Regions from separate parts of the Homo sapiens genome. Here region 1 is linked to region 2. Evidence: chromatin contacts called from ENCODE Hi-C or POLR2A ChIA-PET data. All regions are on one chromosome and are shown on one strand. The core of a region is the stretch at or near the end of the contact, and the rest is flanking DNA. Distances in the headings are between cores, read along the strand shown.

Region 1 (2,767 bases), core at 135-2,634, 5.6 Mb before region 2:
TCTCAGTAAGAAAGCAAGAAAACAGCTTGTTGCTGACTTCTAAACCATGGTAGCATGGGGTGGTAGCATGGTACCATAGGGTGGGATAGGGACAACCTGGATAAATTAACTCCTCAGGTAATTATTATTTAAGACAAATGTTGGATTAATTCAAACTCCTCCCTCCCTTTACAACAGAAAAAAAAAATCATGTAAGATCCACTCTCCCTCCTCCTGGCCATTTTCTAACAAAAAATGCTAACAAGCAGATAGATGTCCAGTTAAAAAAAAAAAAAAAAAGCAAACTGATTTATCAACACTAGAAGTGGTTCTCTTTTTTTTCAGTAATTCTGATTGCAAACTATCAAACTACGAATTTAGCTTCCTAAAAGGCTTTTTACATTACACCCTCCAAAAAACCTCCTACCCTGACTTAAGTTTTTCTAAATCAAATGTCTTATACTGAGCTGTACTCGCAACGCTTGCTGGACAAGAAGTTAAAGAAATTGACAACTATTACATTAAAATTGCAAAATGCTGATACCGAACAACTTTCGATTCAAATCCACTGCGATTCCAAGCGTTCGTGGAAGACAACTTCCTTTTTCTACCCTGCGGGTCCCCCCGGCCCTTCCGTGAGCCCAGGTCCCCGCCCGGGCCTGCAGTGACATCCCAGGACCCATCTTCTGACGTCACAGACACACGGACCCACAGCCCTATGACTTCATCGTGGACTGAGGACGAACCGCAGTCGACTTGCGCCAGCCCAGAGGCTGGGGAGGCGTCCGAGCCTCCGTCCCGCCTCGTCGTTGAAGAAGGTTAAGGACAAGCGCCAGCTCACCTGCGCTGGGGCAGGGAAGGGCAGAGTGGCCGAGCCCGGGAGGGCGCGACAGGGGCGAGGCGACCCCAGTCCAGAGGCTGACTTCCTCACCGCCCTGGGTCCCGTAAGTGGGAGCGCCGGTCCGGTGCAAGCTCACGGCCTATCCGTGAATCTCCTCGGCTTCAGCGGGGACCCAGGACCCCGCTCCCTACCCGCCCGACCCTCCGTGGCCCGCGGGGACGCTCAGCGCCCGGGCCGTGCGCGCGGAAAGAGCCGCACCGGAGGAGGCGCAGGCGGCCGGGTCCCTACCCCGGACCCGCGGGCGGCGCCCCCGCCCCCACCCCCACCCGCCCCGCGCCCCGGGAGCGCAGGCAGGCGGCGGTAGGGGGCGGGGAGCGGCCACGGTGGCCGCCGCCGGACCCCAGTCGCGCGGCCCTCGCGCCACGCCCCACCTCGGCCCGGACCCACCTGCGCTCCTGCCCCGGCCGCGGCCTGGCCCGGGGCTGCACCAGCCCGACGCAGTGGTGGCGGCAGCAGCGGTGGCGGGAGGCCTGGCTCACTCCCCACCGCTGAGTCGGACCGAGCACCCAGCGCGGCGCGGCGGCGCCCAACGCTCGCCCCGAAACCCATTTGTTTGGCTAAAACGGAGTGACGTCACGCGCCGGCCCAATCGACGGTTGGCCGGGGGAGGGGCCACGGATCCAGAGTTTCACGGCGCCCCCTGCCGGACACTGGGGGCGGGAAGGGGGAAGTGAAAAGGGAGACCTGGATGACGCGTCTGCGGCCCCCAAGTGGTAGAGAATGAAAGTTTGAGCACGACTGTAGGGAAAGGAATCAAACCTCCCAGGCCAGCCAAGAAGGGTAGTGACGCCAGGGTTCAATCAGCAGACATGTCAAGTTTATGAATATTCGTGGGTGGACCTGAAGCTGTAAATGGTCTCAGATACTATTAGATAACCTAGTAGACCTGGATCCTCATACTGGTTCTGCTGCTAGCTTGGAAGGCTGGGGTTCAGAGTTTCAATTTGTAAAATGACAAAATTGGAAAGGTCCCTTCTGACTCTCTTTCCTATGAAAATCATGGCAGGGATACCGGTCAGAAAGTAGATAAACGTTGAGGCTGACACGAAACTGTTAAAGTCTGTAGAAGCTTAAGGGCTGGTTAATGATGGATATAAATTTTTAACACTTTATATTCAAATCAGAGGGCCAGTGAGGAACTTTTGATTCCCAATCTTTAAGCTTATTATTGTTTTCATTGTGAAAATAATATTAACCACATTGAAAAACATGAGGACAATGTATTTTCTTCTAGACCTTTTGCCCCATCACATATATTTTACTACACTGTAATAGTAGTTGTACGCGATTTTGCATCCTCTTTTCACTTTTATAAGCATTCCTCATATTTCCACATAAGCTTCATAACCAGTTTAACAGCTGCATAAAATTACATTAAGTGGACATAAAATTTACTGCAGTAATTCTCTATTTTTGGACATAACTTGTTTCCTTCATTCACTTTTTGCCATTATAAAGAAATCATAGAACATCTTCATGAATGTAGATTTTTAAAGATACCCAAAAGTGAAATTACTAGGTGAAAAAGACTATCAACACTTTCACAGTTACTAATACAAACTGCCAAATGATTTTTAAAAGGTTGTACCAAGTTACACTTAAACCAGCAACTTTGATTTTAGCCAGTCCTTAACAAAAATAATTTTGTCCAATTATAAAACTACTGTTGTAAAATATATGTGTAAAATCTTAAATATTAAAACGTAAAAACAAAATAAAAATATTTCCCATAATCTCATCACCAAGAAATAACCACTCAGTATCTCCATCTAGACCTTTATCTATATACATATTTTTAATAAAAATTGGAGAGGGGAAGTCCAGGCACGGTGGCTCACATCTCAAAAAGGAAAAAAAAAATTAAGGAAGGGTGTTATATGGTACACC
Region 2 (2,720 bases), core at 96-2,595:
TTACCAATGAATAAATAATTACTCCAGTAAATAAATATACTTCCATATGATCATTTTGAATGGTTGCACAAAACTCTGTTGCGTGGCTCTACCAAAACCTGCTCAATCAGTTCCATTGTTGAATTTGTAGATTCTTCTCAAACCTTTAGAATCATAAATGATGTCACCTTGAGAATGTTCTAAGAGTATTGTGTCAAATACTCTAAGGGCATTTGGGTCAAAAAAATATGCACATTAGAAAGGTTTTAGGCCGGGCGCGGTGGCTCATGCCTGTAATCCCAGCACTTTGGGAGGCTGAGGTGGGCAGATCACATGAGGTCAAGAGTGGGAGACCAGCCTGGCCAACATGGTGAAATCCCATCCCTACTAAAAATACAAAACTTAGCCGGACGTGGTGGTGAGTCACTGTAATCCCAGCTACCTGGGAGGCTGAGGCAGGGAGAATTGCCTGAACCCGGGAGGCGGAGGTTGCAGTGAGCCAAGACTGCACCACTGCACTCCAGCCTGGGTGACAGAGTGAGACAGCCTCAAAAAAAAAAAAAAAAAAAAAAAGGTTTTGGACCTGGTGTGGTGGCTCATGCCTGTAATCCTATAATCCCAGCACTCTGGGAGGCCGAGGCGGGCGGATCACGAAGTCAGGAGATCGAGACCATCCTGGCTAACACGGTGAAACCCTGTCTCTAGTAAAAATACAAAACATTAGCTGGGCGTAGTGGCAGGCGCCTGTAGTCCCAGCTGCTCGGGAGGCTGAGGCAGGAGAGTGGCGTGAACCTGGGAGGTGGAGCTTGCAGTGAGCCGAAACTGCGCCACTGCACTCCAGCCTGGGTGACAGAGCGAGACTCTGTCTCAAAAAAAGAAAAACAAAACAAAACAAAACAAAGTACGGTGGTGGGTTGGTTTGAAGAATCTAAGAGGGCTATTTCTGGCATTTCCACTATTCCACCATGATTTCCTTGAGAGACTTGCTCTGTCGCCCAGGCCGGAGTGCAGTGGCGCGATCTTGGCTCACCGCAAGAGCTCTGCCTCCTGGGTTTCACCCCATTCTACTGCCTCAGCCTTCCGAGTAGCTGGGACTACAGGCACCCGCCACCATGCCCGGCTAATTTTTTGTATTTTTAGTAGAGACGGGGTTTCACCGTGTTAGCCAGGATGGTCTCGATCTCCTGACCTCGTGATCCGCCCGCCTAGGCTTCCCAAAGTGCTGGGATTACAGGCCTGAGCCACCGCGCCCGGCCTATTCCACCATGATCTCTACCCCTCCTCCCGAATGTTAGTGGTGTAACTATGACAACAAGCACGCGCTGCTCAAGGCTCAATTTTCCAGCCGTTACCGACCTCCACCGCGTCACTGTACGCTGCCCAGAAACTCTGAGGCGGATCCCCCAACCCAGTGTCAGACTGATCGCCTTTGGCCCGAGGGCGAGGAGCCACAGGACAGTATGGCCAAAGCGGCGGCCTCCTCGTCGCTGGAGGACTTGGACCTGAGCGGAGAGGAGGTCCAGCGGCTCACCTCCGCCTTCCAGGACCCGGAGTTCCGGCGAATGTTCTCCCAGTACGCCGAGGAGCTCACCGACCCGGAGAACCGGCGGCGCTACGAGGCGGAGATCACCGCGCTAGAGCGTGAGCGCGGGGTGGAAGTGCGGTTCGTGCACCCGGAGCCCGGCCATGTGCTGCGCACCAGCCTGGACGGGGCGCGGCGCTGCTTTGTGAATGTCTGCAGCAACGCGTTGGTGGGCGCGCCCAGCAGCCGGCCCGGCTCCGGTGGCGACCGGGGCGCAGCTCCTGGCAGCCACTGGTCCCTGCCCTACAGCCTGGCGCCCGGCCGCGAGTACGCGGGGCGCAGCAGCAGCCGCTACATGGTCTACGACGTGGTCTTCCATCCAGACGCGCTTGCGCTGGCCCGGCGGCACGAGGGCTTCCGCCAGATGCTGGACGCCACGGCCCTGGAGGCCGTCGAGAAGCAGTTCGGCGTGAAGCTGGACCGCAGGAATGCCAAGACCCTGAAGGCCAAGTATAAGGGGACCCCAGAGGCTGCGGTGCTGCGCACGCCCCTGCCCGGGGTCATCCCCGCAAGGCCTGACGGGGAGCCGAAGGGTCCTCTCCCGGACTTCCCCTACCCTTACCAGTACCCGGCAGCCCCCGGGCCCCGGGCGCCCTCCCCTCCGGAAGCGGCCTTGCAGCCCGCCCCCACCGAGCCTCGCTACAGCGTGGTGCAGCGCCACCACGTGGACCTCCAGGATTACCGCTGCTCCAGGGACTCAGCCCCGAGCCCCGTGCCCCATGAGCTGGTGATCACCATCGAACTGCCGCTGTTGCGCTCGGCCGAGCAGGCGGCGCTGGAGGTAACGAGAAAGCTGCTGTGCCTCGACTCGAGGAAACCTGACTACCGGCTGCGGCTCTCGCTCCCGTACCCAGTGGACGATGGCCGCGGCAAGGCACAATTCAACAAGGCCCGGCGGCAGCTGGTGGTTACGCTGCCAGTGGTGCTGCCGGCCGCGCGCCGGGAGCCCGCTGTCGCCGTCGCCGCCGCCGCGCCGGAAGAGTCCGCGGACCGGTCCGGAACTGACGGCCAGGCCTGCGCTTCCGCTCGCGAGGGGGAGGCGGGACCCGCGAGGAGTCGCGCGGAGGACGGAGGCCACGATACCTGCGTGGCTGGGGCTGCGGGCTCCGGGGTCACCACCCTGGGCGACCCGGAGGTGGCGCCTCCGCCGGCCGCAGCT

The links. A loop is a pair of places that touch in the nucleus more often than their neighbours do. ChIA-PET counts read pairs that join two places held with the same protein, here RNA polymerase II (POLR2A). Pooled maps may share reads with other maps.
Region 1: a pooled map shows a loop between it and region 2 (4-fold over the local background). The contact joins the promoter of FBXO34 here to the promoter of DNAAF2 in region 2. A Hi-C loop is called at or near these places in 2 of 50 pooled maps. POLR2A ChIA-PET finds 5 or more read pairs at or near these places in 2 of 52 experiments (A673 and GM12878).

Annotation. Positions count from the first base shown.
Region 1 is chr14:55,270,038-55,272,804 of GRCh38, reverse strand. FBXO34 (F-box protein 34) reads right to left here and starts at 1,384. Exons shown (of 2, transcript NM_017943.4): 1 at 1,268-1,384. FBXO34-AS1 (FBXO34 antisense RNA 1) reads left to right here and starts at 727. Exons shown (of 2, transcript NR_184222.1): 1 at 727-923. RefSeq lists a silencer at 833-1,332.
Region 2 is chr14:49,633,869-49,636,588 of GRCh38, reverse strand. DNAAF2 (dynein axonemal assembly factor 2) reads left to right here and starts at 1,345. Exons shown (of 3, transcript NM_018139.3): 1 at 1,345-2,720. The coding sequence starts at 1,440. RefSeq lists silencers at 1,724-1,773, 2,004-2,243, 2,514-2,720 and enhancers at 1,701-2,461, 2,274-2,513.